2 separate regions of the Homo sapiens genome follow, and region 2 is linked to region 1. A link is a contact called in ENCODE Hi-C or POLR2A ChIA-PET data. All regions are on one chromosome and are shown on one strand. Each heading gives the region's core, a stretch centred on a gene start or an enhancer-like site at or near the end of the contact. The rest is flanking DNA. Distances are from core to core; before and after follow the strand shown. Region 1 overlaps ABCA4 (ATP binding cassette subfamily A member 4). Region 2 overlaps LOC105378858 (a long non-coding RNA gene).

Region 1 (5,489 bases), core at 2,990-5,489:
CTGGGTGGAAAACGGAAGTTGGCAGACCAAGGACAGAATCAGGCAGACCCATGTGGAAGTTTCTCTAGTGGTCTAGGTGGTGGCTTGGGTAGCGTGGCAGTATTGGAGCTGGAGAAACGCAGATGGATTGGAGATTTGTTTTGGAGTGACGCCATTCTGTCTTGTCAATGGATTGGCGAAAAAAGAGGCATCAAAGATGAGTTACACATCATTGAAGTGAGAACTAGGGAGATGCCAGTACTTTATTTAGTATTTTCTCAGCAGCTCAATCCATAAATAATTTTTGGAAGACAACAAGCAGTTTCACAAACTACTTATAAGTCCTCAAGTTCCAAGGTAATTAACGTGGGTGTCTCATTGCCTCAGAGAACACAGCGCAGCACGGAAATTCTACAAGACCTGACGGACAGGAACATCTCCGACTTCTTGGTAAAAACGTATCCTGCTCTTATAAGAAGCAGGTAAGAAGAAATCCTTTTATGCTTTTTATCCTGGCTCCCTGTAGAAGATATTAACTAGGGACAGAAGATAATTTTCTCTCTCAATTTATGTATGATCAGGGCAGTAGATTTTTTTCTTTTTTATCTGATTTGAGGGCCCCATTCAACATAAAAAGCAATTGAGGCACATACAAGTAAAATGTAACTTAAGATTAATTCTTTTTTTGTTGTTTGTTTGTTTGTTTTTACATTTAGGGCAAGCAGTCTTAAATTTTAACCCACGTATTATTAAAAGTTATATCAGAAGACCATAGAAGTTATTCAAAAATGCAGCCACATATTTTAACTAGTTAAAAGAGAGAGTAAAAATTTGGAGGGAGGTGGAGGAGTATAGGGGAAAAGGTAGAAGAAAAAGAGAAAATAAGTAAGTGGCAAAAAAGAGAAAGGAAAAAGATAGGGTGGGAAAGAGGCAGCGGGACAGTGTCTGAGTCCAGCACACGCCAGGGCGAGCCAGGTCAACTGCAGCTGTCATATTCTAACTGTGAATTATCATCTTTGATCACTGCCCTTTGAGATGCCAATGAACTTTTCAAGAAATATCTAGTTCTCTTGGCTCTCCAGCTGTTCTTATCAGCCCCATCCAGGATGGAACAGCTTTGGCAGCCCGTATCAGAACAAGCAGCTTGACAGGGGCATGCCATGCCAGGAGAGAGGATCCTAAGGAAGCGTGGTCCAGTCCGCACAGGCTCTGGGGCTTTAAGATAAAACCTCCTGTCTAACTTTAGTAGGACTTTCTGTTGCTTCACCTGCCAGAGCCCTGAACGAGGGATAAATTGACTTAATTAACTAGAACACACTGCAAATGGTGAAAGCATTTAGCAAAACAAAGAATGCCATCCAAGCCCCAAAATAAAAGCAGAATAAATAGAATGCAATAAACAGCAACCATCCCAAACTGAGTTCTCAGCAGCAAATCTCCAGTATGAAATTTTGGATTTTGTGCGTGTGTGCTTAAAGGTGGATGACAATGACAGTTCATGGGATTGAGCTCTGGGGTCCAGAGTTGGCATCTGTTCATTTCCCATTTTGTCATTTTACCCTTGATTGACTGAATGTCAGTGCCTTAACTTTGGGCTGTGGAGTGAGTCGGAACTCCCCCGAGGTGTGCAGGTGGTTGTTAGAGTCTCATTTTTGCAGGGTGGAAGACAGGAGGGCTGCAGCCTTCATTCCACACTGACATGGTCATTGCCGTGTGTTCTGGGTCCAGATCAGGCATATTGACCTGACATATGACCTGACAACAGGACCACTCAGAAAGTCCAGCATGCGGGATATGATTTGGAGAGCCAGTGGGGGAAATCATAGGTCCTTTCTCTGCATGTGTATTCAGGCAATGTCCCAGGGCTGGGCGGCTTCCGCATTGCTTGGATATCGGAAAATGCAAAAATGCCCCTGAAGACTGAGACTTCAGTCTTCAAAATGAATGTTTGGGAAAGAAAGTTAACGGCACTGCTGTACTTGTGGTATTCATTGCATTATTTTATTTTGGCTTTCAGCTTAAAGAGCAAATTCTGGGTCAATGAACAGAGGTAAGAAACTATTTTTATCAGAATTAAAATCTCAGATTGATTCATTGTTGAAATAATTGCACACTTTTAAAAGGCACACCTCACAGCCATGAGGAGGGGCTGTTCTGTAGGTGCTCAGGAAGTCACAAGACACGTCCTGAAGAATATGTGGCTAGGGACATCCCAGACTCAGAAGACACTCAGTGGTGCCTCTTCTTGGAGGACATAAGTGGGGGTGGCATTCCCTGATGTGGCGTTTCAGAGCATTCTCACCCAAAAAAAGCTTCTAAAACCTCCAAGTATATAACAGTTTATAATACTCCAACAAGAGGGCCTTGTAGCCTAAACCCGGGACACTCCTTGGCCCATTCCTTTTAAGCTTCAGGGAGTGTGGGCCAGCCCCAGACTCACCCCATTCCTGAGGCATCCTGGAGGTTGAAATATTTCCAGAGGTTTAGAACCTCACCAAGTGGGACTCTAGGAGCCTGCTGCCTCCCAGCCTCCCTCAGGAACTGCACCTCCAGAACAGGTGCGGGGCTGACATGTATGTGCTTTCCTGGGCAGATTCTAGACCGTACACATGAAATCTGGCTTTCAGGATTGCTCTCCAGAGGGACCTGTGGGGCCTCGGCTGAGACAGAGAGTAGGAGTGAGGCAGTGATTCAAGGCCCTGAGAAAGAGCTCCTCCTCTGCTTGGTATAACCAGCTAATTCATTCTGTTCTGTTGACTTTGGCTTCTGCCCTGCCTTTGAAGGGTTTGAGGCCAGGGAGTGATGCACTCAGACTGGTGTTTCCACACAGTCACTTCAGACTTCCAGGGCAGTACAGGAGATAGATCCCAGGGCCAGTGAAGAAGCAGAGCACAAGTCCAGGCAGGAGAGGCTAAGGGCCTCCCTGAACAGGTGTGAGGCACAGAAGCCCCGAGAGGTAGGGATGACAGGATGAAGATGGGTCCTGTGCTGCTAGAAGTACCTGCAAAGCACAGAGGTGGCACAGAAAAGGAGTCCTTGGCTGGGATGGGAGGAGATGACATGTGACATGTGAAAGAGGACCTGGAGTTGGCTCGATGCTCCCAAAAGGGAAAGGTGCCGAGGGGAGCTAGCAGCCATGCAAAGGCAGAGACATGCAGGCAGTCTGGGCCATGAGGAGCTCTGGAAGTGACTCGATATGTCCAGAATAGGCCACTCCAGGGAAGGGCTGAGGAAGGATGAAGTTGGAGAGGGGCACAGACCAGATGCAGAAGGGCCTCAGAGGCCAGGATGAGGGTTTGGACTCCTTCCTGGAGGCAGCAGCAGTGGGAAAAGAGTTAAAAGCTGGTTTGTAAAGTGGAGCCATGTTGCTCGCTGGTCCAGGCAATTCCCCCGAAAGTTCATGTTTCCCTACAAAACCCGAGAGAGCTACTAGTAGGCGTGAAGTTCGTGGCCCTGGTCTGAGGATTTCCTGTTTCCTTGTCAGGTATGGAGGAATTTCCATTGGAGGAAAGCTCCCAGTCGTCCCCATCACGGGGGAAGCACTTGTTGGGTTTTTAAGCGACCTTGGCCGGATCATGAATGTGAGCGGGGTATGTAAACAGACTGGAGATTTGAGTAGGATTTTTGACTTGCTTAACTACCATGAATGAGAAACTCTCATGAGTGATAACAGGAAAAAAAAATTAAAACCGTCTTGTTTGTTTGTTTACATGGTTTTTAGGGCCCTATCACTAGAGAGGCCTCTAAAGAAATACCTGATTTCCTTAAACATCTAGAAACTGAAGACAACATTAAGGTACTTGACCTATGTATAATCTGCTCTGGAGCTAAAAATTTACCTGAGCTGGTTATTTTATTTTTACTTTCCTACCTTCATTAAATTCCATCCCTCCTCCTGCTGAAATCTAGCAAGGAATGTCTTCCAGCTACCAAACCCTTCCTGCTTCTCAAATTTCCTTTCCTTCACTGATTTCTGCTTTAACTAGCTGTTAGTGCAGCGTCTCAGATGTCCTCTCCACCCTCTAGGTGTGGTTTAATAACAAAGGCTGGCATGCCCTGGTCAGCTTTCTCAATGTGGCCCACAACGCCATCTTACGGGCCAGCCTGCCTAAGGACAGGAGCCCCGAGGAGTATGGAATCACCGTCATTAGCCAACCCCTGAACCTGACCAAGGAGCAGCTCTCAGAGATTACAGTGTAAGCCACCACAGCCCCAGCCTCACCACTTTCTTGTCACCTTCTCCACTCTTTGAACATCCTGAGAGGATTCTCACCACCGCGAAGTGCTGATTTGGATGGTAATGCTGTTTAGTCAGGCACATATGAACATCCGACTTTCAAATAAGTGCCTCACACTTCACATACCAGACCTCTTGGTCATTCTTTCTCCCCAACATTTATGTGGCAAGTAAGTTTACATTTGGTTCCATTCCCTTTTGGCTTTTGATAGCAAGTTGCTCCTGGAGCTTATACAATTATTATCTTTGCTATGTGCAAAGCAGCTGCCAGGAACTGGCAAAGTTCAGTAAACCTTTCAGCTCCCTCGGAGTAATTATCTTAGATTCCAGGAATTTCCTCAGAAGAGCATACTTTGGAGATGTCGACAGAGCTTTGCTACCCTCAAGCTGAGGCTCTTCTTGCACAGTTTCAGCCAGTGGAGACAGTGGCCTTGTGCGTTTTGTAGTATGTTCACTCTATTTGAGGCCTACATGGAGGAGGGGTTGGTAGGAGCACCTTTGTTAGTGCAAACTTCAGCAACGTTGTGGGGTCCTGATTTTACTATCCTAGCACACGCTGAGTGCCAGTGAACATGCCCAGGGTCATCCACTAAAACCTGGGCCTTGGCTCCTTGGTGTCTTCCTCTGGACACCCTAGGGCCCTAGACTGTCCTCTGTTAATTCTCACTCAGCCACACTTTCGTGTGTCTCCTTCCAGTCATTTGTTCTAAGCTTACTACGTGTATGGATGATATGATCTGTAGTTTTATCAAGGTAGTGACTACCACATAGGATACCTTTGTGGAAATTAGTAAAAATGCTCTTTTCTGCAGGTGGACACTGTCCCATGCCAGGGGTTATGGCTTGTACATAAAGTTCAGGCTGGCTTTAGCCCCAACTTACCCCTCAGCCAGATGCCTTCTATTTGTCCGAGGAAAGAATAAATAGAGCCAAGTCCCTGTACAACTTGCCTGCCCTCTTTTCACTTAAATTTACATCATGAACATTTCCTTGTGTTACGATGTACTTCTTGAAAATGTGATTTAACAAGATGATTATTAACAAAAGATAAATCTCACAGACCGTATGTCTGTCAACATAGAAAATTCAAGAGACTCTATAGACAGATTATTAGAGCTAATGAGAGCATTGCAGTACATAAGATTAATATAAACATCTATTTCTATACACCATAAAAATAATTAGAGAATATAATAAAAAGAAAGGTTGTCTAGAAATATTCACATGAAATAGAAAGGCAACCCGCAAATACCCATTTAACCTTGGTCCATAT
Region 2 (5,489 bases), core at 910-3,409, 120 kb before region 1:
ATTAGCCAGACTGCAAACCTTTGATTTCTTTTCATTTAATATATGACTGCCTGGAATTCATTTAAACATGGATGTGATACATGTTCATATGTATGTTCACAGCATATTAGTCTAGTCTTTTATTTTTCCTGGACAACATACACAAGTCTTATGTAGGACTTAGTCATCTGTAGCTCTAACCTAAATTTTAAAAGTTGTATATTTTTAATAAAAAGTATATATATTCTAGATAATTTCTTTGTAAATTTGTATGTAGTTTCAAATATATCAGAATTTTGAAAAAGTAAAGCATTGCTTTTTATACTGGAAACTTTTGCTGAGCCTTTAATTTAGTATTACGAAAAATGAATAGCAGAATCTGTTATTTCTCCTGCCAACCAGATACAATAGAATCTGCCCAGAAATGTCTCCTTGCTTTCCCTAACCTCTGTCAATTTTATTTATTCTTCTGTCTATACATTTGTTTCTATGTCATATTTGATGTTATCTATCACTGATGTGTTTTCTTTAAAATGTGTTCTTACTACATGTCCTATTGTGGATGGATTTACATCAGTATATCTCCCATAGACTGAAACTTCTCAGAAGGGGAAGGCTCTTTGTAGGATTTAACACAGTGGTTTTTAATTTTGGTTCTGCATTAAGGTCACCTGGAGAGATTTTTATAAATTCAGTTGCCTGGATGCTGCTCCTGAAGGTTCTAGTTCAGTGGGTGTGTGGTAAGGCCTATACTTTAGTATTCTCAAAAAGCTTCACAGGTAGTTGTGACACACAGCTAAAAGCTGAGAGGCGCTCTTTTAATACCATGCTTAATTCTATCCATAAGTACCCAGCATAATTGCCTGGCACATAGACAACCCTCAAAAACTGTTTACATAATTGGTAAACTGGTTTGAGATGAAGCTTTATGAGATGTCTTCCTTCACTGGAGCAGCCTTGACAGAGTCATTGCATCAGGTAAGTCCAAAGAGACTGAGTAAATAAAATGCTGGCAAAGCCACAGCTGCACTTGCTTGAGTTGTGTCATTTGAGCCCACCAAATTATTGACTTAACCCAGACAGGCCCAGTCTATTTTGTAATTTAAAAATATATGTGTATATATTTTGTAAGGAGATTCTGGTTACTAACAATCTAAGATTGCAGAAAGAATATGCCTTTGTTGTCATAAAACATTCTTTATATTTATGAAGTCTTTTTCCTTGAGTTAAAAATGGATAAATAACTGTGCAGTCAAATGACAACATCACATAAAAGATTTCAGAGCTGTTACATAATTCAATAAGTGAAAATTCCCCAACATTTGCATGTTTGGTTTTGGTGTGTTATGCTTGGTGATGTAATAGAAGCCAGTGTTATATTTTCTTCGTGTAAACCAGTCCCACTTTCCCTCCAGCAGTGATTGGTTTGTAGTGATCCTGAAGCTGTGAGAATTAACTGGACTTGGACAAGAGAGCCTGAAGGCAAACCCTGGCACTTACTCCAGTGGAAAACTGGCCTGTCTTTCTGATCTCCTCTGGAGTGCTTCTCAAATGCTAGGTGCGTGCATCAGAGCCACCTGGAAACCTTGCTAAACATTCAGATTCCTGGGCCTCACTCCCAGATGTTCCCATTGAGTAGTTCAGCCATGGAGCCTGGGAGTCTGTATGTTTAATGGCCACTCCAGGTTGATGCAGGAGATGTGACACCAGCAGAAAGATTGCTCTGGGGTGCACTTTGTTTTTTCTTACTTCCAGTAGCTGAAGGAAACTGATGCAAGGGCTTAACAACCTAGGCCATAATGGGAGTTTACTTGCACTAGGCGTGTCTTAGACTATTTTATTTAAAAGAGTTTTTTTAACAAATGTACTTGAACCCTAAAGAATCTTATATGCCCCTTGGAGACATTTATTGCTGGCTGAAATTCAGTCTTGGAGCCAATGTTTTCAAATCCAATTAATTAAACTGTTTTACCAAAGCTGTTGGGAATGTTTTCACAAATCTTACCCTTTAATCTGAATGAAAATAGAATACAGACTTCACTAAAACAACTTCAAGTATAATTTGCAATCTAATCAAGAGAGATTAATATTAAGTAATCTGACAACATCCTCTACAGTGGGGAGCAGCTGGTAAGCAATGTTGTGAAAGTGCTCAACTACAGGCAATCCAGGCTGTGAGCCTCTGTGGGACAAGAGGAGGGAGGCGGAAGGCAGATAGCCACTTCCAGTGCCCCTGCACCTGTGAGTTTCCCTGCTCCAAGGAAAGGAACCAGTGAGGAGGACCCGAAGCTAGTGGCTTCCCCTTCTGTCTGCCTTTAACTTTTCTAGTCTTTCCCCTCTTCACTCCTTCCTCTCCATTTTTTCTTTTCCTTACTTCTTCTCAGAAGTGTGAGTGAAGTCTGAGCCCCAGGTCCCCGTGAAGCTGGTTCTTTCACCTTTTACAAAGATGGCTGGTGATGCATTTCACCTGCAGGCTCCAGTCCAAAAGGCCCATCTTCAGGGTTGAAAGAGCCTAGCAGTTTGCAAAACCAACCCGATCTTATCCTTTCTTTGGATGCTCACAGTGGTAATTAAAGTCTTTTGTGATAATTTCTGAAACAAGGAGAAAATAGGAAATTAGTGCTCTTGGAACTGAATTGGAATCCCAGACTAGCTGCCAATATGTGGATGAATCACCAAAAGGTCTGGGAGCTATTTGCCTTCTATCAGCACAGAGGGAGGTTAGAATGGAAATCAGCGAAAAACAAATGACTCAGTTTTCCTTTTTAACAAATGCTGAATTACAGCTGCCTGTTTCCCTGTTTTAAATAAAAGGGATAAAACCACAACTGCCCAGTGGCAGTCTAGAATGAAGAACTAACAACTGCTTCCTGCATTGGTATCCATGGAAAATGGGATGCCTCCCTACTCATACATGCACTGGTCAACTTTTTGCAGAAGCTGATGACATTGTGTACCAGGAAGGGGAGATATAAGTCAAAGGAAGATTCAACCATTTATTTCCTGCTTTGTCAAAGACTCATGTGATGGGAAAGAATGAAAAAGCCTGTGTTTCCACCCCAACTTTTCTATTGGCATGCTACATGATTTTGGCAGGTCATCCAGCCTTTTTGAGGGTGTTTCCTAATCTTTGAAATGAGAATAATACCTGCATGACAGGGCAATTGTGAAGGACAAGCGAACTAGTATACCTGAGTTAATGCCTTCACATTTTAAGTCCATAAAAATGTAAAGTTATCTTTGCTGCTGTGAAGGTATTTGGAGGGGTGGCAACAGTTAATTACAGAAATGAGGCAAGTGAGAGGAGAGGAAACTTTTCTTGCATTTATAGAGGAGATAATAAGTATTTGAGTGGACATACCGGTTATCACAGATTTTTTTTTTTCTTTTTTGAGATGGAGTCTTGCTCTGTTGCTCAGGCTGGAGTACAGTGGTGCAATCTCGGCTCACTGCAACCTCCGCCTCCCGGGTTCAAGTGATTCTCCTGCGTCTGTCTCCCGAGTAGCTGGGATTACAGGTGCCTGCCACCATGCCTGGCTAATTTTTGTATTTTTTAGTAGAGACAGGGTTTCACCATATTGGTCAGGCTAGTCTCGAACTCCTGACCTCGTGATCCGCCCACCTTGGCCTCCCAAAGTGCTGGGATTATAGGCGTGAGCCACCGTGCCCAGCATCACAGATATATTTTTATATGTAAGAAGATGGACCTCCATCTTAAAAGTTCAATCATGTCATCAATGATTTCAAGACATGAAGTAGTAAATTCATCAACAGTCAACATTTCTTATCAAAGTAATAATACCACCATTTAACACTTCCTTTAGACTGAGCACCGTGATAAGTGCTTCCTTTCATATAATCTCATTTAATCACAGCCCTCTGATGTAGGGGTTCTCAACAACCACTATTAACAATTCTATGCAACAGATATTATTATTCTCACTTTACGTATAATAAAACTGATAAAAATGGAATTTTTAAAAGCTTTCCCCATTTTGTATACCTCATAAGCAGTAGAATAGGGTTCAAAACATAGGTGTAGCGCCTGGTGGAGTGGTTCACATCTGTAATCCAAGCACTTTGGGGGGCCAAAGCAGGAGGATCGCTTAAGTTCAGAGGCCAGCCTGGGCAACATAGTGAGACTTAGGCGCAGTGGCATGTGCCTGTAGTCTTGGCTGAGATGGGAGGATCACATGAGCCCAGGAGGTCAGGGGTACTGTGAGCCATGATTGTACCACTGCACTCCAGCCTGGGTGACAGAGTAAGATCTTGTCTCTAAAATAAATAAATAAATACCAAGTGTGTCTGACTCTAAAGCTTATGTTCTTAACCACTGTATTAGTCTGTTCTTACGCTGCTGATAAAGACATACCCGAGACTGGGTAATTTATAAAGGAAAAGTTTTAATGGACTCACAGTTCCACATGGCTGGGGAGGCCTCACAATCATGGTGGAAGGCACAGGAGAAGCAAAAACACGTCTTACACGGTGGCAGGCAAGAGAAGTACCAAAGCAAAAGGGGAAAAAGCCCCTTATAAAACCATCAGATCTCGTGAAAACTCACTATCATGAGAACAGCACGAGGGTAACCACCCCTATGATTAAATTACCTCCCACTGGGTCCCTCCCACAACACATGGGGATTATGGGAACTACAGTTCAAGATGAGATTTGGGTGGAGACACAGCCAAACCATATTGACCACCAAAATCTTTTTTTTTTTAGTTAATTAATTTATTTATTTTAATTATACTTTAAGTTTTAGGGTACATGTGCACAACGTGCAGATTTGTTACATATGTATACCTGTGCCATGTTGCTTGCTGCACCCATTAACTCATCATCCAACATTAGGTATATCTCCTAATGCTATCCCTCCCCCCTTCCCCCACCCGACGACAGGCCCTGGTGTGTGATGTTCCCCTTCCTGTGTCCATGTGTTCCCACTGTTCAATTCCCACCTGTGAGTGAGAACATGCGGTGTTTGGTTTTTGTCCTTGCGATAGTTTGCTGAGAATGATGGTTTCCAGCTTCATCCATGTCCCTACAAAGTACATGAACTCATTTTTTATGGCTGCATAGTATTCCATGGTGTATATGTGCCACATTTTCTTAATCCAGTCTATCATTGTTGGACATTTGGGTTGGTTCCAAGTCTTTGCTGTTGTGAATAGTGCCACAATAAACATACATGTGCATGCGTCTTTAAAGCAGCATGTTTTATAATCCTTTGGGTATATACCCAGTAATGGGATGGCTGCGTCAAATGGTATTTCTAGTTCTAGATCCCTGAGGAATCACCATACTGACTTCCACAATGGTTGAACTAGTTCACAGTCCCACCAACAGTGTAAAAGCATTCCTGTTTCTCCACATCCTCTCCAGGACCTGTTGTTTCCTGACTTCAATGATCGCCATTCTAACTGGTGTGAGATGGTATCTCACTGTGGTTTTGACTTGCATTTCTCTGATGACCAGTGATGATGAGCATCTTTTCATGTGTCTTTTGG

What was found. Hi-C counts contacts between places; a loop is a spot of excess contacts on that map. ChIA-PET counts read pairs that join two places held with the same protein, here RNA polymerase II (POLR2A).
Region 2: a map of endothelial cell of hepatic sinusoid shows a loop between it and region 1 (2.3-fold over the local background). The contact joins two enhancer-like sites. A Hi-C loop is called at or near these places in 1 of 168 maps with a recorded cell type or tissue (endothelial cell of hepatic sinusoid). POLR2A ChIA-PET finds 5 or more read pairs at or near these places in 1 of 52 experiments (GM12878).

What each region holds. Positions count from the first base shown.
Region 1 is chr1:94,019,926-94,025,414 of GRCh38, reverse strand. It overlaps ABCA4 (ATP binding cassette subfamily A member 4), which reads left to right. Exons shown (of 50, transcript NM_000350.3): 31 at 367-461; 32 at 1,997-2,029; 33 at 3,464-3,569; 34 at 3,701-3,775; 35 at 4,006-4,175. Among named protein-coding and RNA genes, the nearest start is that of ABCA4, 98 kb to the left of the region's middle. RefSeq lists an enhancer at 3,470-4,669. Within about 2 kb of position 4,239, at least 11 of the 41 ENCODE cell types and tissues checked have a DNase peak (open chromatin) inside an H3K27ac peak, as active enhancers do.
Region 2 is chr1:94,139,481-94,144,969 of GRCh38, reverse strand. It overlaps LOC105378858 (a long non-coding RNA gene), which reads left to right. Exons shown (of 4, transcript XR_947605.4): 4 at 1-151. Among named protein-coding and RNA genes, the nearest start is that of ABCA4, 21 kb to the right of the region's middle. Within about 2 kb of position 2,159, at least 3 of the 41 ENCODE cell types and tissues checked have a DNase peak (open chromatin) inside an H3K27ac peak, as active enhancers do.